Linked DNA regions of Homo sapiens: region 2 is linked to region 1. Evidence: chromatin loops called from intact Hi-C (ENCODE). Cell type or tissue: K562. All regions are shown on one strand. Links, peaks and the distances in the headings refer to the core of each region. The heading gives the core; the rest is flanking DNA. Region 1 overlaps LOC124902479 (a long non-coding RNA gene). Region 2 overlaps HECTD2-AS1 (HECTD2 antisense RNA 1).

Evidence for each region. A loop is a pair of places that touch in the nucleus more often than their neighbours do. Peaks named below come from ENCODE experiments on the same cell type or tissue, not always from the same donor. Only the 100,000 strongest peaks of a DNase experiment are listed, where the experiment ranks them.
Region 2: a loop joins it to region 1, with 6 times the contacts of the local background. A loop is called at or near these places in 7 of 110 quality-filtered maps.

Annotation. Positions count from the first base shown.
Region 1 is chr10:90,996,215-91,012,726 of GRCh38, forward strand. It overlaps LOC124902479 (a long non-coding RNA gene), which reads right to left. Exons shown (of 2, transcript XR_007062238.1): 2 at 1,265-1,614. Among named protein-coding and RNA genes, the nearest start is that of LINC00502, 41 kb to the right of the region's middle. In K562, for the core only: a CTCF peak has its summit at 10,235 (motif pointing right); a DNase peak (open chromatin) is centred at 10,247.
Region 2 is chr10:91,291,579-91,308,090 of GRCh38, forward strand. It overlaps HECTD2-AS1 (HECTD2 antisense RNA 1), which reads right to left. Exons shown (of 5, transcript NR_024467.1): 5 at 15,384-15,857. Among named protein-coding and RNA genes, the nearest start is that of PCGF5, 79 kb to the left of the region's middle. In K562, for the core only: CTCF peaks have their summits at 5,106 and 6,854 (motif pointing right); DNase peaks (open chromatin) are centred at 5,133 and 6,853.

The sequences.
Region 1 (16,512 bases), core at 5,533-13,532:
TGGGGACTTGGGGAAAAGGGTGGGAGGGGGTTGAGGGATAAAATAATACAAATTGGGTGTAGTGTATACTGCTTAGGTGATGGATGCACCACAATCTCACAAATCACCACTAAATGACTTACTCATGTAACCAAACACCACCTGTTCTTTAAAAACCTATGGAAATAAAACATTTTAAGAAATATATGCAAACATGAGGCCTGTGACATCCTTACATTGTTTTGGTGACCAAAAAAAACCACATAATTATGGAAAATGTTTGACATCCCTAACAGCAGGAACTACTTTTGTTAAGTTTCTGTGTCACTTTAGGCAAAATGCTTCCATTCTGTGTACCAGTTTTCCTCATGTGAAAAACAAGAGGGCTGGCAGATGAGTTCTGAATGTCCTACCAGCCCTAAGGTGCTCAGATGCATTCCTAACCTGCCCTAGCAGAGCCCAGCAGAAAACACAGGCTCTTGGGTAGATCCTGTTACATGAAACATTGCACATGCCCATGGTGGAATACTGTGCAGCCATGAAGAAATAAGGACACTCGGTATGTGCTGGTCTGGATGGAGTTCCAACGTATCATTTAAAGAAAACAGCAAAGCAAAGAAGAGTATGTAAAATGGGATCCCTTTTGTATACTTTTTTTTAAAAAAAAGAACAGATGGATAAATGGATATGGAGTTGCTGGTATAAACACTTTTGGGTACAGAGATTTAGTGGTTAACAGTTAAGAATGGTTGACAGTTATGAGAAGAGAAGTTAAGGCATGGAAGCTCGCTCTTAGTCACTCTCTTTTTTCTTTGCACTTTTAAAAAATATTTGAGGCCAGGAGTGATGGCTCTCACCTGTAATCCTAGCACTTTGGGAGGCTGAGGCAGGTGGATCACTTGAGATCAGGAGTTCAAGACCAGCCTGGACAACATGGCAATACCCCATCTCCACTAAAAATACAAAAATTAGCCAGGCATGGTAGCAGGTGCCTGTAATCCCAGCTACTCGGGAGGCCGAGGCAGGAGAATCATTTGAACCCAGGAGGTGGAGGTTGCAGTGGGCCGAGATCATGCCACTGCACTCCAGCCTGGGTGACAGAGTGAGACCTTGTCTCAAAAAAAAAATTTTTTTTGAATGGTGTAACTCAGCATGTATAATACTATATACATATATATGTATATGTATGTTGTATATGTATGCATGTGTATATATATTTCAGATATCATATATACTATATATATGTATATATCAGCAGGAGTTTTCACAACAGGGACACTGAACATCATTTTTTTCTGCTTTATTTTCTTACTTCTACTTTTCTATTTAAAAAACTTGTAAAGAAAAAAGAAGTAAAAGACTAAAGTCCTCATAATATACCTGTATTCATTGGCTAGGACTGCTGTAACAAAGTACTACAAACCGGGGGTCTTAAACAACAAAACCGTATAGTCTCACAGTTCTGGAAGCTAAAAGTCTGAACTCGAAGTGTCAGCAGGGCTGGTTTCTTCTGAGTGCTGTGAAGGGGAATTTGTTCCAGGCCTCCTTCCTTGGCATGGGGATGACCATCTTCTCCCCGTGTCCCTTCCCATCATCTTCCCTCTGTGTGCATCTGTCTCTGTATCCAAATTTCTCCTGTTTAGAAGGACACCAATCACATTGAATTAGGGCCTGTCCTGATGACCTCATTTTAACTTGATTACATCCGTACAGACTCCATCTCCAGATAAGGCTGCATTCTGGGGCACTGGGAGTTAGAACACTAACATATCTTTTATGGAAGGAAACAATTTAACCCACAAGTATACCTAATATGACAAAATTCATAGAAATAGAGAAAATAAATACCTTATTTTTCTGGAGAAGGTAGCATTGGACTTCATTCTTGAAGGATAAATTGGCCTTTATCCTTGACTAGAGAGAAGTAGTTAATTTCAATAGCCCTTTCCCTTCTTTCCCTGGAGCAACATGAGGAAATGTGTGGTTGGAAATGAAGATTACATATGACCAGTACACTCAAGAAAACTGTCTGCTTGAAAATCAATGTTTCATTAAGTTCAGTGAACATAACATGAGACAGAACTGATGGGGCCAGATTAAGGGAGTAGATCTAAGTGGAATACAAGAAAGAACGTCAAAATACCCAGAGCTGTCCTGGCATGGAAATCGGCCATCCCATAAGTAAGTGATGCCTGGGGAAACGGAGCCTGTTTCACTGGAAAGGCAATTGGATTAGATCAATTCTTGTCTTCTCGTCAAGTCCGGCCTGGCCCAAGGTTACAGGGAGAAGCCTTGGGTAGGGGACAGGTGTAAGAGCGTTATGAACCAGTAACTCTCCCACTTGGGGAGAAACAAAACCCCAAGTACAGGAAGAGTAGTTCTTTTCTAAAATCTGAACTAATGACAATGGAGGGGACAAAGGATTAGGGGGAGAAGATGCTTACTTTAATGAGGAGGCTTTGATTTTTCAGAACAAAGCTTTGTAGCCATGTTTTTGGGGAGCCACAAAATCCAGGTCCAATACATGGGGTCAAGAGTATGAGAATTTTGGCCCAAGATGGATAAACCTGGGCCTCAACAGCTGCCACCCACTCTGGAAATTGGTATGTTCAGAGAATGTAAGCACTTGAGACTATTTCTAGTTCCAGCTGCTCCATGGTATTAATAAAGGTCTAATTGCTAAAACCACGTGGAGTGGACATGGTGTTCATTTTCCTGACACATGCAAAATGTGGTTTGGAGGCTGAGCTGTCAGGCCCAAATCGCCCCCAGATATTGCCTGTTGCAAGCACATTTTATCACCACGCAAGGCTTGCTAAGCTTGGTGGATGGCCTCATTTGGGCTATTTGTATCCTAACACTGGGGCCAATGTGACAGGTTAGCGTTCCTATCAGAGCAACATGGCACAAAACTTCCTTCTAGCCCCATTCCCCAGGTAATGTGGTGTGGAGAAAGTCCATCAGACTGTTACGCCGAAAGACAAAGGAGCGGTTTGTCCAGCATATAGAACAGGTTTATAAAGCGTCTCCCCGTTCTCACCAGATAATTGAACATAGAGGATGCCAGAGACTGTGTAGACAGTTAGGCTTCCTTTGCAAATGGGGGTGGACAGGGATATAGCTACCTGTCTGTGCCGGGAGAGAAACGAGCTGTCCCCTACTCAATGCTGGTAGGGGACAGTTCCATCTTCTTGTCCCACCCTCCCCACAAAGAGTGGTTGCTGTCTCTCCTCCAAGTCTAAATGTATTTTACTACCTTATTGCCTTATGGTACAACAATACACATTCACAAAAGCTAGTCATAAGTTGCCCCATGCTAAAAATACTAAATTCTATAAATTTATATTTTAATACATATCTCCATTTTTTAAAAATATGGAATGCCTCACGAATTTGCATGTCATTTTTTTAATGGGGAATCTCCCTCTCTAAATTTACTCATTTCTATTTTCTGGCACACAAGGGGAGTTCCCAGCTAGGGCTTAGTTCCCTATTGGGTTTTCCATGCAGGGTTTAGATTTAAAGCATTAAATGACCCTTATGAGGGATTCCATAGAAATACGCATTGCTGACTTATGGGCCTGCATCCATGGACACATCAATCCCTGAGTTTTAAGAAGCCCTGGATATTGATTGACAAGCTGTATAACATGGTAATTATGAGCCAGAACTTTGTAGTAAGACTACCCGGGTTAAAATACTAATTCCCCCATTTATGCCTCATGTGACCTTGGGGAAGTCTCTTAAGCTATCTATGCCTTGACTTTCTTAAATGTAAATCAGGAAATAGTGCTTCTGCATAGAGTAGTTGTGAAAATTAAGTTATCATGTATAAAACGCTTTGCCGTAAATGCCAGTCATATTATTATTGCCTCCACAAAAAGCATGTGGTTAGACCAAGTAAAAGTGAGGCCCTAGTAGCATCCTCTTGAACATGAGGATTGAGCTCAACATCCTCTGCTACTGGAGACCCAGTAAACAAATGCTGAAGTTGCACAGGTGATTCTCAACAGAGTTACACTGTTTCCAGTGTAACTGGTGTGTAGTGGTCATGAAATGGTTAAACAGAAAAATCAAATATGGTTTCTATTACTGGAGGAGTGGATGTTCCACGATGCTGATTAGGAAGTCCAACCTGAAAGAGGCTCTCTGAAGGGTCCTGGCCCATCGTAGCCAGAGACAGCTCAAAGAGAGACAGATATCCATGATTTATAGTGAGCTCAGCAAAGACGGATGAAGAGAGACCATCCTTTGACCAAGTGGCCAGCAGGAATTTTGCGGAACATTTTGTTTTGTTTTGGAGCTCAGCAGTGCCTGAGTCTGTGCAGTAGTCAGTAGGGACAGCTACAGCAGCTAGGGATAAAGAAGGTCCTTTAAGCCTGAGCGTAGTGGAACTGCTAGCAAGACAACTGGTGTGGTTCACAGGCCAAGTCCAGCAATTGATGTCAGAATGATGAAAGAGGATTCATACGTGGCCACATTCAGATGTAATCTGTTCAGAGCTATCTGCTCGGAAGACACTGTCATGCGCACTGTGGAGTGCTGAGAAGAGCCTCCCTGATCCTCCATCAGGGGTGTGAGCAGGACTTACTCCCCAGCTGCTGGTGCTTAGCCCTCAGGTGTGAATCCCTTCTGAAATTGCTTTAGTTGAGCTGCCTCACTCAGGGTCACATCGTTTCCAATGACTGACCGACCAACTTAGGGATACCAAGGTCTAGCCCTTTTGTCCCAACTCAGAATAGCCCTGAAGTTATCTCATCTTCAGAACTCCCCACAATAGCAGCTAAGACCCCTGAGATGACCCTGAGGCTTGACCTCTCCCTCTGCCCAATCCTGCTTCCTTTCCCTCCCTTCCATAGCTATATCTCCGACAGCACTCTCTAGTAGATGAGTTGTGTGCTAATCTCCAGGTCAGAATCTCCTTCCCTGGGGCACTGTGACTCTCAACTCATTGGCCATGGGCTGCTCTGCATTTCTTACTGGGTAGGTTGGGGCCATGTGACAGGGCTCTGGCCAATGGGAAGGGAACTTGCCTGTGGGATCATCCTGGGCTCTCCTCTTGTCATGGTGCCCTTGAGGGCAATATGTGTAAAGTGGTCCCATCAGCAGGGAGGAGAAAATAAGCCTTCACTCTGTTAAATCTCTGAGCTTTGGGTTTTGTTTTTGGTTTTATTTTCTTAACAAAGCCTAACTTATTCTGTCTTTTCTAATGCATCAGTCATGTTCATTTAAATACTTTTCTAATTCCAGAGTGAGAAGCAATGAAAAGTTAGTATCTGAACATACTCTGAAATATTAGTTATTTTTCATATATATCTTCTTAGGTTTAACTGTTGGGGAAAAATAACAGTTCATCCCACATCACAGATTTGGTTATTTTCAATAATAATATCTCTAATGAATTCTTTTCTTGGGTTTGTAAGTTTTAGTTATTATGAGGATAACATTTCTAATGAATTTTTTCTTGTGTATTTATAAAGTCTCAGGTTAAATGAATCATTTGTGTATTTTAACACGTGAATCTGAACAGAGTAGATCCAATTGAGAATTTCAGTCAGCATTCTGATGCCCTGAATAGAAAAGAGCCAATAAATATAAATGTAAATATGTACACACACACACACACACACACACACACTGATGGACTCTTAACTAACGCTAGTAAGTGTCTATTATATATACCGTGTTCCTGAAGTTCTGCTACAAGGTAAGGACTTCCTAGGTTTAGGGAGCTAATTGATCCATGAAAGAGGCAGACCATTTCCAAGCCTGCCATTGGGATGCAGTGTCGTGAGACACGCCAGGGTGCACAGGCAGCTGAAGGGAGGTGGTACTAAGCTTTGCCTGGGGAGGGCCAGAGAAGCCTCCACAGAAATGACTCTTAAGCTGCAAATTAGAGGGAACAGTCGGGGTTCACCAGGTTCATGAAGGAGGGAAAGGCATTCCAGGCAGAGATGTGCATAATAGCATAATGCATTCAGGACATGACAGGGCTGGCAAGGTGATGTTTGCCAGGTGCTATTGTTTGAATGTCCCCTTCAAAACTCATGTTGAAATTTAATTGCCATTGTGATGGTATCACAATGGGACCTTTAAAAGGTGATGAGGTCATGAAGGCTCTGCCCTCATGAATAGACTAATGCCATTATCAAGAGAGTCGCTTAGTTAATGAGAGAGTGTGTTCGTGATAAAAGGATGAGTTTGGCCCAATTTCCTGTGTCATCTTGTGTGTACACTTCCTAGCCATGGGGTGCTTTCCACCATGTTATGATGGAACAAGAAAACCCTCACCAGATGTGGCTATTCAATCTTGGATTCCCAGCCTCCAGAAGTCTGGGCCAAACAAATCTCTTTTCTTTATAAATTACCCCAGTCTGTAGCATTCTGTTGTAGCAGTAGAAGAGGGAGTCACACAGGAGGGTGGTGGTAGGAGACGAGCTTGGAGAGAAGGCACAAGCTGAGTTCTGGGTGGTAGGTCTGTATGCAGTGTCATGGGACTTGGACATTTCCACTTTATTTCGTTTACTTATTGCCATTTTTATTCTGGCCTTTTAAATTGTTGCTCTTCTCTTATCCAATGCAGACACAGTTTATTTCTGAGACATATAGTTTGCGAAATCAGAAACTTTAGGCATCATCAAAATAAATTTCCCACATTGCATACCAGTAAAAATAAGATTGCAGTGACTCTGAGCTGCCAGCTGCCACATGGCAGGCACTTAGTCCTTGGCCCCTAAGGCAATTCTAAAGATCCCTATAAGATGCTTTCTTATGTGTATTATTAAGACGACCAACTCATCCCAGCTTGTCCAGGACTTTCCTGGTTTTACCACTGAATGTTCTGGGGTCCAAGAACCTCTCAGTCCAAAGCAAACCAGGTTGCTCATCCTAAGTGTGTTTGGAAACATGTCTGACCTGCTCACGTGTTTTTGCTCAGGGCCCCTCCTCAAGCTGCCAAGCCACTGCCTCAGCCAAACACCCCAGGGAGCTCTGATAACCTCCAGCAACTCTCCCTGGCCAATCTCTGTTAGGCAACAGATGCCACCCTTCTAGCTTTGGGGAAGGAGACATAGCCCTCCTACACTGAGTTCCAGACATGCTTACCTACCCCCTACATCAACTTTCCAGAGCTCCACTGTATTAGTCTGTTCTCACATTGCTAATAAAGACATACCCAAGACTGGGTAATGTATAAAGAAAAAGAGATTTAATGGACTCACAGTTTCACATGGCTGGGGAGGCCTCACAATCATGGCAGAAGGTGATGGAGGAGCAAAGGCACATCTTATATGATGGCAGTCAAAAGTGTGTGTGCAGGGGAATTGCCCTTTATAAAACCATCAGATCTCATAAGACTTATTCACTACCATGAGAACAGCACAGGAAAATCCGCCCCCATGATTCAATTACTTCCCACCAGGTTCCTCCTACAACATGTGGGGATTATAGGAGCTACAATTCAAGATGAGATTTTGGTGGGGAGACAGCCAAACCATATCATTCCACCCCTGGCTCCTCCAAAATCTCATGTGCTCACATTTCAAAACCAACCATGCCTTCCCAATAGTCTTCCAAAGTCTTAACTCATGTCACCATTAACTCAAAAGTCCACAGTCCAAAGTCTCATCTAAGAAAAGGCAAATCCCTTCTGCCTACGAGCCTGTAAAATCAAAAGCAAGTTAGTTACTTCCTAGATACAATGGGGTACAGGCATTGGGTAAATACCCCCATTCCAAATGGGAGAAATTGACAAAAACAAAGGGGCTATAGGCCCCATGCAAGTCCAAAATCCAGTGGGGCAGCCAAATCTTAAATCTCGGAAATTATCTCCTTTGACTTCATGTCTCACATCCAGGTCACGCTGATGAAAGAGGTGGGCTCCCATGATCTTGGGCAGCTCTGTTCCTGTGGCTTTGCAGGGTACAGCCCCGCTCCTGGCTGCTTTTATGAGCTAGCATTGAGTGTCTATAGCTTTTCCAGGCTCACAGTGTAAGCTGTCAGTGGATCCGCCATTCTAGGGTCTGGAGGACAGTGGTCCTCTTCTCATAGCTCCACTAGGCAGTGCCCCAGTGGGGACTCTGGGTGGGGGCTCCAACCCCACATTTCCCTTCTGCACTGCCCTAGCAGAGGTTCTCCATCAGGGCTCTGCCCCTGTAGCACACCTCTGCCTGGACATCCAGGTGTTTCTATACATCCTCTGAAATCTAGGCAGAGGTTCCCAAACCTCAACTCTTGTCATTTGCACACCCACAGGACAAGCTCCACATGAAAGCTGCCAAGGCTTGGGGCTTGCACCCTTTGAAGCCATGGCCCGAGCTGTACCTTGGCCTCTTTCAGCCATGGCTGGAGCAGCTAGGACACAGAGCACCAAGACCCTTGACTGCACACAGCAGAAGGGCCCTGGGCCCAGCCCACAAAACCATTTTTTCTGATTAGGCCTCCAGGCCTGTGATGGGAGGGGCTGCCATGAAGTTCTCTGACATGCCCTGGATACATTTTCCCCTGTCTTAGCGAATAGCATTTGGCTCCTTGTTACTTCTGCAAATTTCTGTAGCTAGCTTGAATTTCTCCCTAGAAAATGGTTTTTTCTTTTCTACTGCATCATCAGGCTGCAAAATTTTCGAACTTTTATGCCCTGCCACCTCTTGAATGCTTTGTTGCTTAGAAATTTCTTCCACCAGATACCCCACGTTATCTCTCTGAAGTTCAAAGTTCCACAGATCTCTAGGGCAGGGGCAAAATGCCACCAGTCTCTTTGCATAGCAAGAACGACCTTTACTCCAGTTCCCAACAAGCTCCTCATCTCCATCTGAGACCACCTCAGCCCAGACTTTATTGTCCCTATCACTGTCAGCATTTTGGTCAAAGCCATTCAACAAGTCCCTAGGAAGTTCCAAACTTTCCCACATCTTCCTATCTTCTGAGCCCTCCAAGTCTCTAGGAAATTCCAAACATTCCCACATTTTTCTACCTTCTTCTGAGCCCCAACTGTTCCAACCTCTGCCCATTACCCAGTTCCAAAGTTGCTTCCACATTTTTGGGTATCTTTACAGCAGCTCCCCACTTTCTGCAGCACCAATTTATTGTATTAGTCTGTTCTCACACTGCTAATAAAATACCCAAGACTGGGTAATTTATAAAGAAAAGGAGGTTTAATGGACTCACAGTCCCACATGGCTGGGGAGGCCTCACAATCATGGCAGAAGTTGAATGAGGAGCAAAGTCACGTCTGACATGGCAGCAGGCAAGAGAGCATGTGCAGGGGAACTCCCCTTTGTAAAACCATCAGATCTTATGAGACTTATTCACTATCATGAGAACAGCACGAGAAAACTCACCCCCATGATTCAATTACCTCCCACCTAGTTCCTCTCACAACATGTGGGGATTATGGGAGCTATAATTCAAGATAGAGATTTGCATGGGGACACAGCCGAACCATATCACCACCAGACAATTAACAAAACTTCTTCAAAGGCTTATGGATAATGGAAGGAAAGCTCAGCCTCAAAGGTAATTTCAACTTTTGGCAAAGCAGCTACCTGAAACACACCTACCAGAGCCATTCTCAGTAGCAGGTCCAGCTCCACATGAGAGTCCAGCACATGTCTGCCACCAGAAAGTTTGGGCCCAGCTGTCAAATGGCTTTGAGAGAGAAAAGACTTCTCTGTCCCTCTAGTTTCAGGCTGGCTTCCCAGAGAGGTAGAAACTACTACTGCTGCCTGGCATTCATTCCCCCGCTTTCTTAGTAAAAAGCACCCTGATTTACTTAGGAGGGTAAAGTGCCCAGATAACAGGCTTCATTTCTCAATTCCTCAGCCAGCTGTGGAAGTGTTTGGGGGAATGTCAGAAAAGCTATTTAAAGGGAGAATCAGTGAGGAGGTCTCACTCCAATACACATACACTCACACATGCTATTAATTTTTCCTCTTTCATCTTTCTTCCTTCTAGGCTTCAATGTGGATATGATGGCTGGAGCTCCAGCAGCCATCCTGTGACCCTGAGAACAAGCCATTCATTGAGGCTAATGAAGCAGGAAGAAGGAATCCTGAGTCCTTGGGAAACAAGGATCTACCTGAATAGCTCCGAATGCCTACTTCTAGATGTCCTTTTAGAAAGAGAAGCACACCCTTGTGTATTTCAGCCACTGCTATTTAAGGTTTAACCTAATCATGATATAATTGGTTTTTCTTGGAATGATTCAGTGGTAATTTTTTCTTCCATAAGAAGCAATCCCAACCCCTACCACTAGGGGGTGGCCTTGCCCTGTAGGCCTCAACATGACAATTACATCACTGCATATCAGAGTCCAACATCAGTGCATTCTGTGTAATTCAGTCTCAAATAACAACGTGCATGTGACAGCAGTGGTCCAGTCTGAGCTAAGCTGTGCCAAACTCCATCCAGTTCCTTTAGCATGAGATTTGGATCTCATGCTTTTCTTCTCTTTTCTATATCCAATTCTTCAGCTTGGACCCAAAAAAGCAAGCCCCAGGACCAAAAAAGTATGCAGAGAAGCAGCTCTGACTCTAGCAAACACACAGTTTGTATTTCCAAACAGAACAATGAGCTTCTAGTCTGAACAACATCCCATTTGATGGTAACTTGATACTTTCCTCTTTTTGTTTTTCCAGCAAGAAGCAATGGGTAGGTACTTGCTTTACATTTGTGAAAAGATACCTGGCTGGTGGGTCTGATAAAGAGAGACTCTACCCTGGCAGGATTATTGATATCTCTACCTCCTACAAGATGGAAAATCACTTGCAGCATTTAAGTGACTGTTTTTCCAGTTTATGCTGATCAAAGTTTCAAAAATCTCTAGGCAGAGTTTTAGTCACTAATAATCTGAAGTGAAGGGAATAATTTATCTAATTATTGCTCAGGCTAAAAGCAAGCTGCTGTCTCAAAATGAAAGTACAGTGCTAGTTCTATAAATACCCACTCACAACTAACCAACAAAGGAGTTTGTGGTGTGAGAAGTGGAACTTTTGATAGTTTCAGATTGCATTGCTTTGGTGTCATCTGTGCTCTCCTTGTCTACCTCCATTTACATCGTGATGCTGTATAGTTAAGACTTGGGCAGAGGGAGGAAAGGGGTTCATGGGGAGCTAGTAATCCTGCATTTTTCCTCAATTTTCTTACTAGACTGCCATATTAGATAAGAACAAAAAATGTGCCTATTGAATAGTCTAACCAAAGAACTTAAGAAAGAATCACTTTTTTTCCTCCATTTCGGTAAAGACCGTGCCGAAAGTTTTCATATGTAATAAAACCAGTGATCACCAGTTAATCTCAACCTAAGAGAAAGAACCAAAATGAACCACTCACAAGAATAGAAACAGGCATCCCTTGGGAGTAGGGTTTAACAAATGAAAATACAGGACACTCTGTAATTTGATTTTTCTGCAATATTTGGGACGCGCTTATATGAAAAAATTATTTGATATTTATTCAAAATTCAAATTTAATGGTATGTCCAGGATTTTATCTGGCAACCCTACTTGGGGGTAAAGAATCTGTTCCTTCCTTGTGGGGGATGGGAAGAACAGTACAAAATGAGCAGATTCTGAAATATATCAAGGAAACTGTCACTGGAAAAGTCACTGATTAAAAACAAAACACCCACAAACCACTAGGCCCTGTGCACAGGTTCCTCCAAGAAGCTAAGTCTTCTTGTTTTTTATCTTTTGTATCTTCACAGAGTCTAGATGCCCTCCTGCTCTGGGTATATTGAGAGCTCAGTGAGGAGTGCTGACCAACTGGATAGTCAATGACCACTGAGGAGGAGGTGGCTATGCAAGCCCCAGATCTCTGGGATCATGTGTTCTGTACTTTCAGATGTGCATCTGCAAAGGCCTGGAGTGCCAAGTGTCCTCTCCTTAGAGAGGCAAGGCAACAGCAAGGCAATCAGTTGTTACCCCAATGTCCAGCCTCCCCTATTGTCTTTCAGAGGGCATTTTGTCCAAACTATGGGGTAAGAAAAGGGTTTGGTTTTACACTTTTAGCCAGAGTTTACCCTCCGGGAATACTCCTTCTACCACATCTGCCAGGGATCTATTTTCCAAAGGTACTGGTTGGTCACTCAGAATCCACTGGGTGCAGACACGCAAAGATGTGCAACTTCTCCTCTGTATCAAATAAGGATACAGGTGGGCAGTGCTCCATTTTTCTGCCTTTTCACTCTCCACACTAGGCTTTGTAGACATGGACACATGAAAGCACAGAACAGTAAGTCAATGTCAGAGGGAATTATAGGTAAGGACCCCCACCTTCATTCCAATTCTCTTCTGACATTGACCATGCCATTCCGTAAGGCTAGAGGTCTCACTTACTTTTAACTTTCTTGAGTTTTCACAGTATGGGTACCTGAAAACTTAGACTCCTCTCCTCAGTGAGTTCCTCTCCCTGGTTCTCTCCCACTCCTGACTTGGTTTACTTTGAGCCCCCTCCCCAATCACCTTAAGTATTGTCTAAATTTTTGTCCACCTCCCCACCCTTTTTTTTTCTTTTCTTTTTCTTTCTTTCTTTTTCTTTTCTTTTTTTTTTTTTTTTCAAGACAGGCTCTCACTCTGTTGCCCAGGCTGGAGTGGAGTGACACAATTATAGCTCACTGCAGCCTTGCTCTCCCAGGCTAAAGCAATGCTCCTGCCTCAGCCTCCCACATAGCTGGGACTACAGGTACTTGCCACCATGCTGAGCTAATTTTTTAATTTTTTCGTAGAGCCAAGGTCTCGCTATGCTGCCCAGGCTGAATTCGAACTCCTCATTCTCCTACCTTGGCCTCCCAAAGTGCTGGGATTACAGGCGAAAGCCACAGCACCTGGACTCCCCATTCTTACCTACATGGAGAAGTCTTATTCTTTGGATTCATCCTTCTTCCCCATGCAAGGCCTCAAGTTTGCTTTCAGTCTGAAATAGCGCTGCTGGGTGATCAGAAATGCCCATTGCCACCCAAATCTTTTTGTTTTGTTTTGTTTTTTAATACCATCACCATGGATAGATGTGGCTCCTTTGGGCCACAATTCCATTTAATTTCAAGCTGCAGGCATAGCAGCCCTTTTAGTCACGGACCTGCTAAATTAGGCACATGGACTGTCTCAGGGAGAGTGTGGTCTGAATTCACATTGAGAGACACCTGTTTTCTCCCTGGCAAGACAACTAAGCCCTCTGGTTCCACCTGGGGCAACCCATTAACAAATGCTCCCTAGAAAGACCAGGAAGAACTCATTTAACTCAAACTGGTTTAATTTAGGTTCAGAGTGTCTGCTTCTGTGGGAAAGGGAAAGGGAGTGAGGACTGATTGGCAGTTCTTCCCACACACAGCTCAACAGCAAATGTTCATGGAGTCCTTAATTCTCTTAAGAGTAGCCTCAGAGATGTTGACTCTCTCTAAATTATGATGTTGCTTTTACAGCTGGGTTATTATAAGATTAGTGTAAGTTTGGTCACTTACACTTCATCTTACTATTCCTTCCTCACCTTATTTTTTATGAGAGCTCATAGGATCCCATTCTCCCACCTTCTGTTTCTCTTTTTTCCTTCTATGGCTCCTCATCTCTAACCCCTGTGTTCCCCACATACCACCAGCTCCTCCCATGGATCTGGTTTTCTTGGACTTCCTGATCTTGGCACAGACTTTCCCTTCAGGCTAGAACAGCCTTCTCTCACCTTCCTGCATCTGACCTACTCACCCTTCCAGACTGAGTAAATGTTACTTCCCTATTTAGACCATGCAGACCCGGGTGGCAGGGCTTCTCACACTTCAGTATGCATGAGAATCACCTGGAGAGCTTTTTCAACTATAAATTCCCTCTTCCCATCTCTGTCCCCTTCACCAAATTGTGATTTAGTAGGTCTGGGATGGGGCCCAAGAATTTGCATTTAAACAGCCTCCAAGGTATTCTCAATAGTGCTGGTCTGCAGGCCACACTTTGGGTACCACTGCCCCAGACTGAATTAAATCTCCCAGCTCTATGATCCCGGAGCTCCCTGTATTACTCCATCAAAACATATTATTGTTAATATTCCTATAATGTCTTTCCTCCCTGATAGGCTGAAAACACAGTGAAAGCAGGCCGTGTCCATTTTATTTGCTGCTGAATCCTCATCAATTAACACAAGGCCTGTCACACAGGATGTGCTTAATAAATCCAGGATTTATAAAAAAGGAAGTAGAAGAAAGGGGAATCTTTCCATGCTGAGAATCTTCAACATGTGAGCACGTTGCTTGGAAGTCAGTTCCCAAAAAGGAATCCAGAATGTATTGATGGTGGCCTTTGGAAGAAGGGTCTAGACAACCCCAGTGGTAATTTGCAATGTCATTATTTGCATTATATCTGTTATCTTTCTGGGGTGGGGTTGGGGGAATCTATGAGGCAATATTTTCAGTTATATCTAATAAAATAGCTTTGCAAATATCTACTCAACCAGGATGATGAATATATCCGAGTAATTAGCCAGGAGAATTCACCCCCTTTCCATTCCAGGCACTCCTTGCAGGGAATTCATGGCTGTGGAATAATACATGGGCAGAGCGGAGGCTCTGGAGTTAGACCCAGAAGGCCAGCTATACCATTTCCCAGCTCTGGGGCTCTGGCCAAGGTAACTTAACTGTCCAAAGCCTCAGTTTCCACTCATTTGTGAATGAGGATAAAATGGTACCCATGGACAGGCAGTAGGGTGTAATAGTTTAGAGCACAGACTGCCTATGTTTGAATCCTGGCTCCTCCACTTACCAGCTGCGCGACCTTGGGAAAGTTATTTAACCGCCATATGCCTCAATTTCTTCTTCTGTAGTCATTTCTTCAAAAATGATTGTATTAAATTGAACTACTTTAAACTGCTATTTTGTAGGTCAAAAACAGTCGAATGTCAGTGATTTCAAATGATTCAAACTAACACCTACCTTACAGGCTTATAAAGAGAAGCAAGTGCATGAGTCAAGTTTAAGTCAACAGGCTTAAAATGATGACTGTTACATATTAAGCACCGTAAAAGAGTCAGCTCTTATTGCATAGCTGAGTTTGTTGGGGAATAAAATGAATATGATAATGTGATAAACACTTGGCAGAGGAGGATTGTAAACATTCAATAAAATGCTACTTGTTCTTTTTTGTACTTATGTAACCCCTTCTTAAGAATATCTGACTTTAAAATTACTAATGTTTTCAAATGGTTGTTTTTGCACTGCCCTCAAGTCCTCCAGCCCCTGAGCACATATAAACTTATTACCATGAATTTCAGAAGGAGAGTGGGTGAAGCTATGAAGAGAAGGGACAGCTCAGGACAATGGACCTCGGAGAGATAGAAGCCCAGGACAAGGGTACTCTACAGTTAGCCTCTTGCCTCCCCAAATATTAGGTTGAAACATATGAAACTCATTTATATAGGCCAAAATGGAAAAATATTCACAATTTCATATGACTAAACGTACTAGATTCCCCTAGCCAGCCTGGATTTCTTTCATATTCTTGACAGTCTATCAGTTAATACCATGTCTTTTTTTTCCTTTACATTTTAACATTTTTGGCATTGGGATGTATCCTACAATCATGTGTGTCTTTAATATGGTTGAATTTCTTTCCCTTTCTCCTTCTGAGCAACTAGGTTCTGGTAATCTCACTTTTTGTCTAGTGTCCTCAGGGTGGTAGCTGCTTTACCTCAGCCCTGGGGGAAATAACTTCTTCCAACAAGTATTAATAACCAGTTGCTTCAACTTCCTGTTTTGCTCTTCCAGCCTTCCAACATCTGTGAAAAAATTCCCTGTATTAAATCCCCTCTGTTTGAAATACCTAGCAGGATTTCTATTTCTTGACTATGCTGACTATTGCATATATTAATTTTAAAAGAATCTCTTCAAATGGCAAATGAGAGAGTTAAGCATTCACATAGTTGCGTAAATTGTATATATCAGATTTCTTTCACTTTATCATGATGTTTTACTCATCAGACATTTATTGAACATCTAGTTTATGCCATAGCCTATGCACCCATCATTGGTAAAAAGGTGAAAAAGACAATTTTTGTCCCAGAGGAGCTTAGAGTGGGGGTAGAGCTGGGACTACAGCAGAGACAGAGATCACAGCATGATAAGTGCCATGGGAGGACATGAAGAGCACTTAGCCTAGTCCAGTCCAAGGCAAAAGAACTCAGAGAGGCCTCCTTCAATCTGTCTGTCCTGCATGTACAGCCATGGAGGAGAAGGAAAAGGCAGGAAAGACCTTCTAGGCAGAGCAAGGAGCAAATGCTAAGGCTCAGACTTAGAGAGTAGGGTTTGCTTCAGGGCATTGAAATGTTTCAGTATAGTTGGAGAAAAGTTGGAGGATGACAACAACTGAAGCTGGAATGGTAGGTAAAGGAACAGATCATGAAGGATGATGTACACCATGATGAGGAACTATGTAAGACTATGTCTTTACATCGGGGTCAGTGGAAAACAATTGAAATTAGTGGCTTGATCAGGTTTACAGTTAGGAAGATACTGCTCACTGAAAAAAGAGGACAACGTACTTTCTAGAAGCTACCAAATGACTA
Region 2 (16,512 bases), core at 2,802-10,801, 290 kb after region 1:
TGTCCCATGCCTCTGGCCGAGGGCACAGCCTCTAGTCTTCAGATCCCTCTGGGTCCGTTGACTCCGGGCAAGGCCTCCTTTAACTGCAGTCACACATGTCAAGCCTTCCTAAGGTGCTGCTGAAGCCCCACTCCCACTCGTTTGGGAGAAGGGAACAGCACCCTCCACCCCTCTGCCTGAAGGAACGGTGTTCACAGCACAGCTCACACCGCACAAAGCCTCTGCCTAAGATTTCTCTCCTTAGTTCCTGGACTATATCTTTGAAAGCTGGAAAGAGAGTCCCAGCCATCCAGGCAACCAGAGCCCCTGGACACTTTATTATCACTAGATCTGAGCAGACTCTCCCTCTGCATTTCTTCCACCTTCATGGCCAGAGGAACAGAGGTTGTCCAGGCTCCCAGGAAAACATGGCTCTCTCTATGGTTACCTCGTCCAGATGCAAGAGGACATACAGCCCTTCAAGCATAATCCAGCTCCTGATGGCAAAAGCAGATGAAGAGAGAGCCACCCATGCTCTGCTTTGCGGTGTCCAGTCCAGGGTCTTTCAGAACAGCCACCCCTGAGAGCCGAGGGCTGGCCTGTAGAGAGGGAGAGTGAAGCTCTGTCCGACGCACCATGGGCCAAATCTGCTGCTGATCTAAATGCAGAGGGCTCTGCCCCGACCACGGAGTCGGTGCCAGCTGTTCTGGGCTGGTCAGTACTGCCTACCGGCATCAAACGCCCTTCCTTTCTCAAGCTCCCCACATGGAAGCAGTTGGAGAGCACTTGCTGAAGGGGCAGGATGTGTTTGGGGAAGTTTTCCCCTTTGGGCTGACCCAGAAGTGAGATGGAAAGAGCCCGAGGACGGTGTCTGTGATTCTTCAAGATGTGCTCACTGAGGGGCGTCCGGGAGCTGCCACTGGAGTTCCCCTCCAAGGCGGCCCCATAGCTCCGGGTTGAATGGTGCAGTGATGGGGAGGTGAGAAAGGATCCAGGAGTCCAACCAAGGTGGGCTTTATTCATAGTTCAGCCACTCACTGGACTAGCCCTGTGACCATGGGTAGGTAGCTTCCCCTCTTCTTCACCCTGGACTTCCCTTCTCGTGACACTCATCTCAATTGCAACTGCTTGTGTAGAATCTGTCATCCCAGCCACAGTGCAAGCTCCCTGAGCACACAGACCAGGACTTGGTGTTCAACCCTATTGTCCCGGCTGGGCCTGGCCCATGGGAGGTCTCCAGAAAAAAGAAGGACCTGAGTGAATAATATGAGCAGTAACTCTCCTACACTATAAATTCAATGATGCTATTATTAATCCAGAAACAGTTTCAGTATCAACACCACCCCTAGACTGGGGCAAGAGAACATGCCATCCAATTGGGCCTCTCAGGCCACAGGAGGCTGTAGGGAGGGGAAGTGAAGGATTATGGTTTTTGCCCTGGGAAATGTAAAAGGGCTGCCATTTGGTTCAAGTCACATACCCCAAATCACCCCAAGTGGATGTCCAGGCGGACAGATCACTGTGCCTTCTACTTCACCTTTGCTTGGATGACAGTTTCAGGAAACCCTGGCTTCCTGGGCAGCTTGATAAGTCAGCCTCCATCCCAGGTCCAGTGGGTCCAGGTGGGTCCAGGTAACCTGGGAGCCTGGGCCACCTTCTGCCCCACCTGCCTTGAAATCACTCAAGTTCACAGGCAGCAGGAGTGCCCAGGGGAAGAACACCAGCGTCATTCTCTGGGGATCACACTGCAGGGCACTGGGTAAGAACAGAGGTTGGCTGTGGATGTGGCATTATATACAACTTTAAAATATTTAGGCACATGCTGTGTGGGCTTCATTTGTACACTTGCTTCAAGCCCTGCAAATTCAGGGGTGTATCTGCATGGTTGCTCAATGCTCAGGCTTAATTAGTCATGAGCTATCATTCCTTTGTGCTTTTAATCAATCTTTTTAAAGTTCCTACTATGTGCTGGATATTGTGCTAGGGTCAGGTTCTTTAAGGATCTCATTGTCCTCATCAGCTTCTCCAGTGAAGCTGACATTGTTCCACAAAGTCTCATGCTTAGTCATGAACTATAAGTTCCATCCAGACCCACCTGGCTTTCTTTCACCCCATCCTTGCCAATTTTATCCCCGTACTGAGGCTTGGATCAGGTCCCCTCCTACCTCCCTCTTAATCTACATAGCTAAGTAAATCCAAGCAGCCCTTCCTGTCTTAGCCTATACATCATTACCTAATAAGCAAACCTTTCCCAACTCAACTCAGGAGAACTTTCTTCAGAGAAAACTTTCCTGGCCTTCACAATTGGATCAAGCCTCCCATCAGAGGCTCTTGTAAATATCAGATATCTTCTTAGCATGTCACACTGGCAACTTTATGCTCCAGGATTGGATTGATAACTCTCTCCCACACTAGGCTGTTGAGTTTGATGGGCTCTACTGGATTCACGGCTGAATCTCTAGGGTTCAGCACAGTGTCTGACACATAGCAGGCACTCCAGGAATATTTACTGATTGAATTAAATAAATACAATGTAATGTATGGATAAATTCAATACATATTTCATGGCTTGAATTTGACCAACACTTATTGGGTTTCCATAAAACATACTATGAGTTAAGGCAAATAGTACCAAATGAGGACCATTGACATGTATTTTTGTGGAGCTTAAATGAAATAACTGTCCAGCTATGGAATTTATGGGGAATTCATGGGAGGCCGATGAAGAGATTGTATAATTACATTCTGTGGTCAGTTCTGCTCCCATCCTGCTCTGCTTGCACTCTTTACTAAGCACTGCTTTTCCTGATACTTTTTATGAGTCCTCATCTCTTCTTCTCTTTTTCCCTCCTATGTGTTTTTCAAATGCATTCATCATCAGCAAAATCAATCTAATATGCATGCCCTTTGACCCAGATCTTTCAGCTGAAGGATTCTATCTCCTAGAAATACTGCTATCATTACAAATGACATAATACAAAGAGTGTTCACAGCAGCAGTGTTTGTAATGACAAGGAAATGGAAACAAGATGCCTGCCAATAGAGGAATGGATTCATACATTCACACTATGACCTTGCAAAGAATGTGGTAGATCTATGTTCTGATGAGGAAAGCTGCATCTAATACCTGGCCAAGGAGGAAAAAGGCAAGTTGCCATGTAATATGTACATTGTGATCCCTCCCCCACAATCAACGTACATGTTTGCATACACGTGGTAGAAATTACACATTAAATTGCAACAATGGTTACCTTTCAGGAAGGACTTGGAGGGAGCTTGGGAAGGTCACTGTTACTTCTTGCTTTATACTCCTCTGTATTATCCAAATTTATGACAAAAATATGTTATATTTCTAGCTTAAAATCTTCAGTAATGTAAGTGATTAATTTGCTTGTTTATGATCTTTCTCTCCTCTCTAGGATGTAAACTCCATATAAGCAGAGACTTTGTCCACCTTTTCTCACCATCATCTCCACTGTACTTACAACATTGCCTGGAATACAGGAAGTGCTCAATGCATATTTTTTGAGTGACAGATCAATTTTTTAAAAAGAAAATTCCATTTTGACAAAACCTATCTTTCATATCCCCCTCCCCAACCCCTCCAAGTTTTTATTGGTGAAGTGACTGGGTGCTGAGGAATCTGAAATTCTCTGCCTCCATATGGTGGGCCTTGAATTAAGGTTGACCTCTTCCCTGTATCATTGGTTCCCATTATAAATGGGTTGAAAACCCATAAGGCCTCCTACATACAAATGTGAAAAAGACTCAAAGTTCTTAAGTGATAGAGTTTCAAGTAACAAAGAATGGGTTGTTTTAAAAGAGAAATCTTGATAATGGTTTAAAGTTAATCCCTTCAAAAGTAAGAGCTAAAAAAGAACATATTAAGTTAGAGACAAGGAACAAAAGCATGTGCTGTCTATCCAGTCGTTGAAAGGTCACAACTGTTTAACCACCAGATAATTCGACCTATTTAGAAGAGTCCAACAAAACCTCAAGAATATAATAGATTATAGCTTAGGAAAAGATCTGCAAAAATATGCACTAAATTGTATTCTGTGGTTACTGTTTCTCTTTAACTTTCCCTTTGCTTTACTGCAGAACCAACATACAGCCGCTCAGGAATGCACATAATCTCAAAGACCCGTGGGCTGTCTTGCCTTTTCTTCGCGAGTGGAATTCTAGAGTTTGGGGACTATGATGCACAGAGAGAAACTGGTCAGGTCCAAAGATCTCAGAACTTAGGGGTTTCATGTTGTGGACAAACAAGGAAGAGAAAAGAGGGAATATGTCAGTCATATCGCCTGGACCAGATGGTTCTGGGTTTGGGAATCCTCATTTCTTGCATCTTACAGTTACTTAATCTATTACTTCTGTGCTTTTGGTTTTCTCTTTACTGTATCAACAGGCTACTGCAGGGGTCATAGCCTGGACATGGCCAACCAGAAAGATACTCAAGGAATGCTCAACAAAAGATAGCAGGTACACTTGATCCCTGCATAGAGCCACAGAAAAATATCATTTGTGAATTTAACTGCTAGAGGCTAATGGAAATAAAATGCAAACAGCCTAAAGAATTTCCAGCTTAATCAATATTCTTTTTTATCTGTAATCTTTATTTGTAAAAGAGAAACCTACTGTTTTTCCCTTAAGTTGTGATGCCAGCATAATGTGATCTCATGCAATGTGGGTGAAAGTTAAATGATTTTTTAAAATAAATGTATAAGAGTAAGTTTAATAAGTAGAAAATTTTGGGATTGAATTTTATTTTCAAGGTAATATTTACAGAAAAATAAAATGAAGCATGTGGTTTGAGGTGAGAAGAAAGTTGGTTTGAGGTGAGGAGAAAGTAACGAGACCCTTTCACTTTTAGCTTCATTCTGTTCCATATCATCAAATTTGTTCCCCGTATCAGGAAGCAACAAACATAAAGAGATAAAAAGTGATCTCAGAAAGGGCAAAATCTATGGTGTACTCCAAATGCTGTATAAGTCCCTTGGGTTTCTTTCTCAGGAAGTCAATTCCCTGTCCCATGACTGCCAGCTAGGGCTTGTGGCTTCTCGCCAATGTTCCCCCATAAAAAAAAAAAAAAAAAAAAAATCAGCTCAAGGTGTGACTGCAGCTCAAGTCTGATCTCTCCTGGTCAACTGGGAAATTTACAGGGGATACTTGCCCTTTACCAGGGAACAAAATTCTAAGCCACAGGAAACAAACTGGAGGAGGATTAATTGTAGGCTGAAAGACTATTGGGATGACAGTGGAGGGAGACGCTTATAAAATGTTAAGCAATGTGTTATTTTTATGAGGTAAGAGACCATATACAAAACAAATCTAATATGTGTGGTTTAGAGCACAGGCTTTGTGGTCAGGGACCTGAATGCAAATATTTCTCTGCCATTTACTTTGGGCAAGTCACCTGCCTCTCTAAGGCTCAGTTTCCTCATCCATCATTTGTGTATGATAAAAAGACAGTGCGGTTCTCAGTAGTCAAGTGCTCAATAAAAAGTAGCCATTCACAGAAGACAAATTTTACATATTCTCACTCATTTGTGGGAACTAAAAATTAAAACAATTGAATTCATGGAGATAGAGAACACAATGATGATTACCATGGGCTGGGAGGGGCAGTAGGAAGTGGAAGACATTGGGGATGGTTAATGGGTACAAAAATATAGTTAGATAGAATAAATAAGAATGTGATAGCACAACAGGGTGACTACAGTCAACAGTAATTTATTGTACATTTAAAAATAACTAAAAGTATAATTGGAATGTTTGTGACACAAAGAAATGATAAATGCTTGAGGTGATAGATACTCCATTTACCCTGATGTGATTATAATGCATTGTATGCCTGTATCAAAACATCTCATATACCCCATAAATACACACTCCGACTATGTACTCATAAAAATAAAAAATAAAATTTAAAAGCAGCTATTACTTTTTAGCTTTTATGAGATGCATAAGCTTTTTAACTAGAGTAATAAGAAATTACGCAAACATGCATAAGTGGAAATTATTAATGTTTCTTTGACAAAAATGTGAGATTGCTTTTATTTAAGGGACATTGTTAGTATGAATGCTTCAAAAACGGAATCAATAGTCATCCTACATTAAATCCAAATCGGTGTACTCTATACATCTGCCTACGTGTCTGCGTAAGCATGGGTGCTCCCCAAATTCCTGTAATTTATAAGAGCTATTTAATACTTACTTTCATTTTTCCTTCCCCACTCAGTTCTTTCATTTCTCCCGAATGAATCAAGGAGAAATCTCCCAGGAAGGCGAAACCTCTGGACCACCAAGTCCTTGAAGTAGGGCGACCCACTGCCACAGTTTTAATGGGAGTGTCCCGGTTTTAGCACTTAATAATCTCATGACCCGGGAGCTCCACTAGTCTTCTGCAAACTGCGATGGTGGTTTCCTCTACCTGGGAGCCTGGCAGCCCCACCAGGCCCTACAGGATTACATCTGTTGACTGCACTCAGTTTTACTTCATTGCAGGTGGTGTTTCTTTCCCTTGGTAGAGTTCTTTCACTAACACCCCTGTGAGTCTTGTCAGATGTGATTAAACTCTGGGCAACACAAATGGAATGAAAAGAGGGAGGTGGAATTGTTTTTTTTTTTTTTTTTTAACGTGAGATAACTGACAGGTAAGACTTGAGATGAACCGGGGGGTTAAAGAAGGGTATGCGTGCCTCTGGGTGCTTTGCTATCTATGTGCTCACACATAAGAAGGAGTATGTGTAATGTACTGAGGAAGAGACCTTGGGAAGCCCGACCTGGGCAGGAGCCCCTGGAAAGTGGGGGAGGGGAAGGCAGCCGTGGCTGCAAAATTGAGGCACACAGTTTCCCATCACGGCCTCCAGAGGGCGCCATCAGCCCGCAGTGGTTCTTTGCCTTTTGAGGGCGGGCAGAAGGAAGAGGATCCACCTGGAGGATGGGTAACGAGAGCTGCAACCCACTTCCTTCAGGGCTGGGGCATGCAAGAACGAGGAGTGGACCGCTCGCAGTGCTTGAATGTCCTCCTTGTTAACCCCAGCTGGGATAAGCACCTCCGCCTCATAAGATCAAAGCTCTTTCATTCCTGCTTTAACTTTGCCAGTTCCCTTTACTTCGGAAAGAATGAGAAACCTCATCCTAGCAATCCCAGGGATCTGTGCCCTCCAGAGGAAGATCTCTGCAAAGCTGTTTACAGCGGGTTGTTTGGAGGCCAGCTTCTCTGGCACGGCGCGGTGTCCCCGTGGAGCGTTTCCAGGGCGCGGAGGCCCTGGGTCACCAACTCGAATGAATAGTGAGTGAGCTGATTGCCGCTCCACGCTGATGGATGTATATTTGTTACATTTGAAGTGTTCTGAGAAAAGAACTGCTTCTGAAAAGAAGAGCTTTGTGTGAGCACAGTGAACATGAAGGGCGAGATTCCAAAACCTTTAGGAGGGTTTTCTTTCTATGCAAGAATGAGCCACAGAAAGCTGTTCCCAGCATCCTCTGCTAATCTAGGAACACCTATGGAAAAGCGTTGTCCCGGTCTCAATCCCAGGGATGGGAATCAGGAAGCACAGAAGCTGCCATCAGAGCCCAGGGCTGGCTCTGTCATTGCCCCTTGGGTGACCTGCCGGCAAACCGCTAGAGAGCCGAGCCTCAGTTTTCTCATCTGTAAAATGAGAGCCCGGTTGTAGGGTACCCAAGTTCCCTCCCAGGTCTGGCACTTCCTGAGGGTCCTATTGTTCACCATAGAGCTAATAATGCTAGTTCTCAATTGTTTTGTTCTTGGGACCCCTTCACAAATCTTAAAAGTACTGAGCCTCCCCCCACCCCATGGATCTGTGGGGGCTTCTTTTGCTATTTGGCAGTCAGTACTAATCAAACTAACTGACATAGAAGAATTTTAGCTTATACTTCATGTGTCTAAGGCTCTCTCCAAGGGCCTTCTCTCTGCCCTATCATGTTTACATTTGTCTTGGTTGATGTAAGGCACTGATTATGGCCTCTGGATGCACATTGGAATCACCTGTAGAGCTGAGACATAACCTCAGACCAATTCCCAGAGATTCTCATCTAGTTGGTCTCTGCTAGGGTAGTGGGGAGGGGGCTACCAGGTGATTTTTAATGTGTAGCCAGGCTTGAGAAGGGCCACTCTGATAGCTCTGTGGTTCTCAAAGTCAGCCGGCAGCATCAGTATTACCTGGGAACTTGTTAGAAATGCAAATTCTCAGGCCTGCCAAGGACCTACTAGGGCAGAGCCCAGGAATCTGTTTTAACAAGCCTTCCAGGTGATTTGAATACATGCTACAGTTTGAGACCCAGTGTTCTCAATTGCCACACCTCCACAGCTTCCACTCCCACCTTCACCATCACCTCCATCAACTAAGTAAGCCCATGAAAATGTTTCAGGTTCCCATCTTCCAAGGTGCAGCTGTCTGTGTTTGCAGTGGTGACAGGGGCTTGGGTGACTGTGGCATCATTTGCATGTGAGAAGCTGCTGGGCTCTTCAGCAAGAATGAACCAAAGGTCACTAAATGCCACACACATATTCCATTCAGCAAATATTTATTGCATAAATATTTATTGAGGTACCAGCCTACTGCTGAGGGCATCACCTTACAGAATGCTTGCTGCATAGGAGATGCTTCAGAAATGCTGGCTGATGAAACCTCAAGGCCTTTTTGCAGCCATTCATGCTGCCTAAGAATTATGCATCCTGTTTACTCTGTCCTTACCTTCGACACATGGAAGCTCTAATCCTTGGGAATCCTGAAAAGCAAGGGTCCCTCTGGCACAGCAACCAAAAAGAAAATCACAACCACACCTAGCCTGTGCTAGCCTTGCCAATGATATTGCTTTTGCAAAGAATGGAAAATATTTGCAAATGGTTGAATGTTGAATCATGGGTTCTATGACATTAATGTTTATAAAATTCCATTTTACTATGGAAACAATAGGCTAATTGTTAGAGTGGATGGAGATCTATAGGATTGTCTCCTCCACACTCACATACTTGTTTTTCTAGAAACTGCCACCTTTCCCATCCGTATTTCTCACAGGAGCTCTCTCTCTCTTTCTCTCTCTCTCTCTGTATATAGTACATGACCCATCAACCTAACTGGCACTCAATCCAAAGTGGGCTACTGACTCTTGACTCCTTTGGTTAGAATTTTTTGGACTTGACACTGAGCAATCTCCCTATGGTGACTGAAGCTGGAAGGTTCAGTATTAGGGTTCTCCATAGATATGGGACCAATAGTGTGTGTGTGTGTGTGTGTGTGTGTGTGTGTGTGTGTGTCTACAGAGAGAGAGAGAGGGAAGATAGAAGATAGATAGATAGATAGATAGATAGATAGATAGATAGATAGATAAAAAGGAATTTATTAGGGGAATTGGCTAAGACAGGTTGTCTGCGAGCTGGAGACCCTGGGATGCTGGTAGCATGGCTCAGTCTAAGTTCAAAGGCCTTGGAACTAGGGAAGCAGGTGGTGTAATTCTCAGTCCGAAGCTGAAGGCCTGAGAACTTGGGGTGGGGTGGAGGAGTGTGGTAAGTTTTAGAGCCTAAAAGTTGGAGCTTGGAGTTCTGATGTCCAAGGGACAGAAGAAAAGTATACCCCAAATCCAGGAGAGAGAGAGAGGAACTCACCTTTTTGTTCTATTCAGGTACCCAGCTGATTGGATGGTGCCTGCCCACATTGAGGGCAGATCTTCCCCACTCAGTCCATTGACTCACATGGCAATCTCCTCTGGAAACAGCCTCCATGACATACTCAGAAATAATCATTTATTTACCTGTTCTTTATTTCACTCGTGTCCATGTGAAGAGACCACCAAACAGGCTTTGTGTGAGCAATAAAGCTTTTAATCAGCTGGGTGCAGGCGGGCTGAGTCCGAAAAGAGAGTCAGCAAAGGGAGATGGGGTGGGGCTGTTTTATAAGATTTGGGTAGGTAAAGGAAAATTACAAAGGGGGTTGTTCTCTGGCAGGCAGGTGTGGGGGTCACAGGGTGCTCAGTAGGGGAGCTTTTGAGCCAGGATGAGCCAGGAGAAGGAATTTCACAAGATAATGTCATCAGTTAAGGCAAGAACAGGCCATCTGGATGTGTACGTGCAGGTCACAGGGGATATGATGGCTTAGCTTGGGCTCAGAGGCCTGACATTCCTGTCTTGTTATATTAATAAGAAAAATAAAATGAAATAGTGGTAAAGTGTTGGGATGGCAAAAATTTGGGGGGATGGTATGGAGAGATATTTCTCAGGGCTGCTTTGAGTGGGATTAGGGGCGGTGTGGGAACCTAGAGTGGGAGAGATTAAGCTGAAGGAAGATTTTGTGGTAAGGGGTGATATTGTGGGACTGTTAGAAGAAACATTTGTCATTTAGAATTCTTGGTGATGGCCTGAATATGGTTTTGTATGAATTGAAAAACTAAACGGAAAAAGAGAAGGAGAAAACAGGTATTAAAGGTCTAAGAATTGGGAGGACTCAGGACATCTGATTAGAGAGTGCCTAAGGAGGGTCAGCATAGTCCTGCCAGCAAAGATTATTTATTTACTTTAAGAGTTAAGAGTGGCAGTTTGGGGATAGCACCAGGAGATATCAGCTGTGATGACTTGGAGAAACAGTGTAAACCGGCAGTGTAAACAAGAGCAGGGCATGTATGAGTAGTTGAGAACGGTGAATAGGAGTATGACTAGACAGAAGATAGTAGGGATGACAAGTTTTTTGGGGCACAGTCCAAGTTGGTCTGGTGTCTGGAATGAGACTGGGGCCTAATAAAACGGAGCATCCATACAGGAGCTCAAATGGGCTATACCTGTAGCATTTCGAGGACAGGCCTGAATTCTGAGAAAAGAAAGAGGTAAAAGTATTGTCCAGTCCTTTTTAAGTTGGTGGCTGCCTGAAGACTGAGGACTGTAAGGGATATAAAGGTTTCACTGAATACCAACAGCCTGAAAAACTGCTTGGCTGATTTGACTAATAAAGGCCGGTCCACTATCGGACCGTAGAGGTGGGAAGGCCAAACCGAATAATTATGTCTGACAGACGGGAAGAAATGACCGCAGTGGCCTTCTCAGACCCTGTAGGAAAGGCCATCCAGTGAAAGTGTCTACCCAGACCAAGAGGTATTTTAGTTTCCTGACTCAGGGCATGTTGAATAAAGCCAATTTGCCAGTCCTGGGCAGGGACAAATCCCTGAGCTTGATGTGTGGGAAAGGGAGGAGGCCTGAACAATCCCTGAGGGGTAGTAGAATAGCAGATGGAACACTGAGAAGTGATTTCCTTGAGGATAGATTTCCATGATGGAAAAGAAATGAGAGGTTCTAAGAGACGGGCTAGTGGCTTGTAACCTACATGGAAGAGGTTATGAAATGACGACAGAATAGGATGGGCCTGTGAGGCTGGAAGGAAATATTTTCCTTGATCTAAGAACCATTTGCCTTGTGTGGGAAGAGATTGATAGGTGGAAGTTTCAGTGGGGAAGTAGGTGGGAGTGGCCAGATGAGAAGGAGAAAAACTGAAAGTGAGGGATATAAGTTGGAATGCTAGCTGCTTTTTTAGCTATCTTATCAGCGTAAGCATTGTCCTGAGCGATGGGATCTGATGCCCTTTGATGACCTTTGCAGTGAATGACTCCAGCTTCCTCTGGAAGTAAAGCAGCTTTGAGAAGCGTTTTTATTAAAGAGGCATTAATGATAGAGGACCTTTGTGTAGTGAGGAAATCTCTTGCACAGTGGTGCAGGATATGGAAGGCATATTTAGAGTCAGTATAAATATTGACATTTAGTCCTTTTGCAAGAGTGAGGGCTTGACTTAAGGCAATGAGTTCGGCTTGCTGAGAGGTAGTGGAGGGGGTCAGAGCAGTAGCCTCAATGATAGATGTGGAAGATACTGTAGCATAGCCTGCCTTTGCTGGTGAGTGACGATTAGGCCTGGTGGAACTGCCATCAATAAACTAAATGTGATCAGGGTGAGGAACAGGAAATAAGGAAATATGGGGAAATGGGGTGAATGTCAGGTGGATCAGAGAGATACAGTCATGAGGGTCAGGTGTGGTATCCAGAATAATGTGGGAGGCCAGATTGAAGTCCGTGCCAGGAACAATGGTAATTGTGGGAGACTCAACAAAGAGTATAGCTGAAGGAGCCGGGAAGCAGAAAGTATATGCATCAGGTATGAGGAAGAAAATAGATTTTGGAAGGTTTGAGAACTGTAGAGAGTGAGCTGAGCATAGTTTGTGATTTTTAGGGCCTCTAAAAGTATTAAAGCAGCAGCAGCTGCTGCATGCAGACGTGAGGGCTAGGCTAAAACAGTAAGGTCAAGTTGTTTGGACAGAAAGGCTACAGGGTGCGGTCCTGGCTCTTGTGTAAGAATTCTGACCGCACTAACCATGCCTAGGAAGGAAAGGAGTTGTTGTTTTGTAGAAGGGATTCAGGTTTGGGAGATTAGTCGAACACGATCAGCAGGGAGAGCACGTGTGTTTTTATGAGAATTATGCCGAGATAGGTAACAGATGAAGATGAAATATGGGCTTGACTGAAGGAATGGGGGCTGTCTGTGAAGACTTGTGGCAGTACAGCCCAGGTAATTTGCTGAGCCTGATGGGTGTCAGGGTCAGTCCAAGTGAAAGCGAAGAGAGGCTGGGTATGAAGGGTGCAAAGGAATAGTAAAGAAAGCATGTTTGAGATCCAGAACAGAATAATGGATTGTAGAGGCAGGTATTGAGGATAGGAGAGTATATGGGTTGGCACCACGGGGTGGATAGGCAAAACAATTTGGTTGATAAGGCGCAGATCCTGAACTAACTTGTAAGGCTTGTACACAACTGAGGCTTTGGGTTGGGAGAAGGGCAGCAATGAGATGCAGCTGTAGTCCAGGAATAGTCAGGGAAGCAGATAATTTAGTTAAAGTATCTCGGCCTAATAAGGGAACTGGGCAGGTGGAGATAACTAAAAAGGAGTGCTTAAAAGAGTATTGTCTAAGTTGGCACCAGAGTTGGGGAGTTTTAAGAGGTTTAGAAGCCTGGCCGTCAATACCCACAACAGTTATGGAGGCAAGGGAAACAGGCCCTTGAAAAGGAGGTAATGTGGAGTGGGTAGCCTCTGTATTGATTAAGAAGGGGACAGACTTACCCTCCACTGTGAGAGTTACCTAGAGCATCTGTGATGGTCCTGTAGGCTTCTGAGGCAATCAGGCAGTGTCAGTCTTCAGCTGCTAAGCCGAGAAGATCTGGGAAAGAGTCAGTCAGAGAGCCTTGGGCCAGAGTTCCAGGGGCTCTGGAAGTGGCTGCCAGGTGAGTTGAACAGTCCGATTTTCAGTGGGGTCCCGCATAGATGGGACATGGCTTAGGAGGAATCCCAGGCTGTGGGCATTCCTTGGCCCAGTGGCCAGATTTCTGGCACTTGTAGCAAGCTCCTGGGGGAGGAGGTTCTGGAGGAACCCCTGGCAGCTGCAGTTCAGGCATTTGGAGTTCTCGTGTGCTGGTGATGTGGCTGGGGTTTGTCTCACAGTGGAGGCAAGGAATTGCAACTCAGAAATAACATTGCTACTTGGCTGCCTCTACTCTATTATTGTACACCTTGAAGGTGAGATTAATTAAGTCCTGTGTGGGGTTTGAGGGCTGGGATTTAATTTTTGGAGCTTTATTTCATGTTGGGAGCAGATTGGGTAATACAATAAAATGCATATTGAGAATAAGACGGCTTTCTGACCTTTCAGGGTCTAGGGCGGTAAAGCATCTCAGGGTTGCTGCCAAACGAGCCATGAACTGGGCTGGGTTTTTCATATTTGATTAAAAACAGCCTAAACACTAACTGATTTTGGGAGACGTCAGATAAAGAAAAAGGAGCATTAAACTTGACTATGCCTTTAGCTCCAGCCACCTTTTTAAGAGGAAATTGCTGGACAGGTGGGGGAAGGCTAGTCCAGGAAGGAAACTGTAAGCTAGACAGGGTCTGAGGAGGGGAGGTGATAAAAGGATTATAGGATGGGGGAGCAGAGGCTGAGGAAGAATTGGGACCTGGCTGGGCCTGGTGAGGAGGGGAGAAGTCAGATGGGTCTTTAGAAAGGAAGATTAGAAAGACTCAGCGACACTTGGGGTTGGGACTGAGGGGACAGGCGGGAGGGAAAGAAGGACGATTTGGGACGAGTCGCATTGGGAACAGAGACTAGGGAGGGAACAATGTGTAAAAGAATGCCTGGATGTCAGGCACCTCAGACCTTTTGCCTATTTTATGACAAGAATTATTTAGATCTTGTAGGATGGAAAAATTGAAAGTGCCATTTTCTGGCTATTTGGAACCACTGTCGAGTTTGTACTGGGGTCAAGCAGCATTGCAGAAGAAAATAAGGCATTTAGGTTTTAGGTCAGGTGTGAGTTGAGGTTTTAAGTTCTTGAGAACACAGGCTAAGGGAGAAGAAGGAGGAATGGAGGGTGGAAGGTTGCCTATAGTGAAGGAGGCAAGCCCAGAGAAAAGAGAGAGTAGAGACATGGAGAGAAGGGGTTTGGGGATTCTTACCCCCCAGAAAAGCAGGAAAGGGGTTGGGGCATGGAAATAAGGGGTTGGGGTGCAGAGATAAGAGGTCAGGGTGTGGAAATAAAGGATCAGGGCACAGAGATAAGAGGTCGGGGCGTGGAAATAAGGAATCAGGGCACAGAGATAAGAGGTCGGGGTGCAGAAAAAAGGGATCGGGGTGCAGAGATAAGAGTTCGGGGCGTGGAAATAAGGGATCGGGGTGCAGAGATAAGAGGTTGGGGTGTGGAAATAAGGGATTGGGAGGTTCTTGCCCCCAGAAAAGCAGAGAAGGGGTACAGACATGGAGAGAAGGGGTTGGGGGGTTCTTGCCCCCTAGAAAAGCACTACTTGCCGCTAAGGGTGAAGGAGAAGGGGCTGGGAGGTTCTTGCCCCCCAGAAAAGAGGTACTTGCTGCTAAGGGTCAAGGACCAAGGCAGGCATCCCCTTGTGGTCAAACACCTCTGAAACGTGGGTGAATAATCAGGCAGGTGTCCCTGTGTGATTAAACACCAAGGGAAGACTGTCTTCCCGAGTCCATGACCGGCGCCAGAGTTTTGGGTCCATGGATAAAGTGCGTCTCCTGTCTCTACCAGAAAAGGAAAGGAACTGAAATTAAGAGAAGGGAGAGATTGAAGGGTGGCGCCAAGATTGAAAGGAGAAAGTGGCTGAGGGATAGTGAGATAGGTTGGAGAAGAGAGTAAGAAGAGGCTGCTTACCCAATTTAAAATTGGTAAGATGTTCCTTGGGCTGGTGGGTCTGAGGACCCGAGGTTGTAGGTGAATCTTTTTCACGGAGCAAAGAGCAGGAGGACAGGGGACTGATCTCCCAAGGGAGGTCCCCCAATCCAAGTCACGGCACCAAATTTCACTTGCATCCGTGTGAAGAGACCACCAAACAGGCTTTGTGTGAGCAATAAAGCTTTTAATCAACTGGTTGCAGGAGGGCTGAGTCTGAAAAGAAAGTCAGCAAAGGGAGATGGGGTGGGGCCATTTTATAAGATTTGGGAAGGTAAAGGAAAATTACAGTCAAAGGGGGTTGTTCTCTGGTGGGCAGGAGTGGGGGTCACAAGGTGCTCAGTGGGGGAGCTTTGGAGCCAGGATGAGCCAGGAGAAGGAATTTCACAAGATAATGTCATCAGTTAAGGCAGGAACAGGCCATTTTCACTTCTTTTGTGGTGGAATGTCGTCAGTTAAGGCAGGAACCGGCCATCTGGATGTGTACATGCAGGTCACAGGGGATATGATGGCTTAGCTTGGGCTCAGAGGCCTGACACTTTAGGGAATCCTTAATCCAGTCAAGTTTACATCTAAAGTGAACCATGACAACAGACAATGATGAAGTTGGTGGACATGTTTCCACTGACATGGAGTGATCCAGTCTGCAAGGAAAGAGAAGGAAGCTGGCAACACACACACAGCACAGGAGGAATGAGGGGAGCCTCCTCATGCACCTCAGTAACTTGGCTCTAGTTATTCGTGAAGCCCATCTGCATCCCCACTCTTTCCCATACTTGGTTTTTCAACATTTTCTTTTAGATTTTTGTGGCTCAAATCAATTCCCCTTTGAGATGAAGCTAATTGGGATTTGATTCTGTCACTTGTAACCATGGCCCTAACCAAAACAAGTGTTTGAACAGCTTTAGGGTGACTAAAATGAATACAAAGGGGGAAGTCCACCAATAGCTCTGACATTCTGGTTTCTGTCACCTCATGTCTTTCTTAAACACATGAATTTTACCAGATACCCTTTAAGGGTCAGTTTTGTAGTTTTTTGGCAAACTTTTAATTGAATGATAAGATACATATTTAAAAAACTGCACAATCATAACTTCTCACAAAATACACATACCTGTAAAACCAACACCCAGATTAAGAATCAGAACAGGCTGGGCATGATGGCTTATACCTGTAAGCACAGCATTTTGGGAAGCCAAGGTGGGAGGATCACTTGAGCCCACCCAGGAGTTCAAGATCAGCCTGGACAACATAGCAGGACCTCGTCTCTACTAAAAATAAAAATGAAAAATAGCTGGG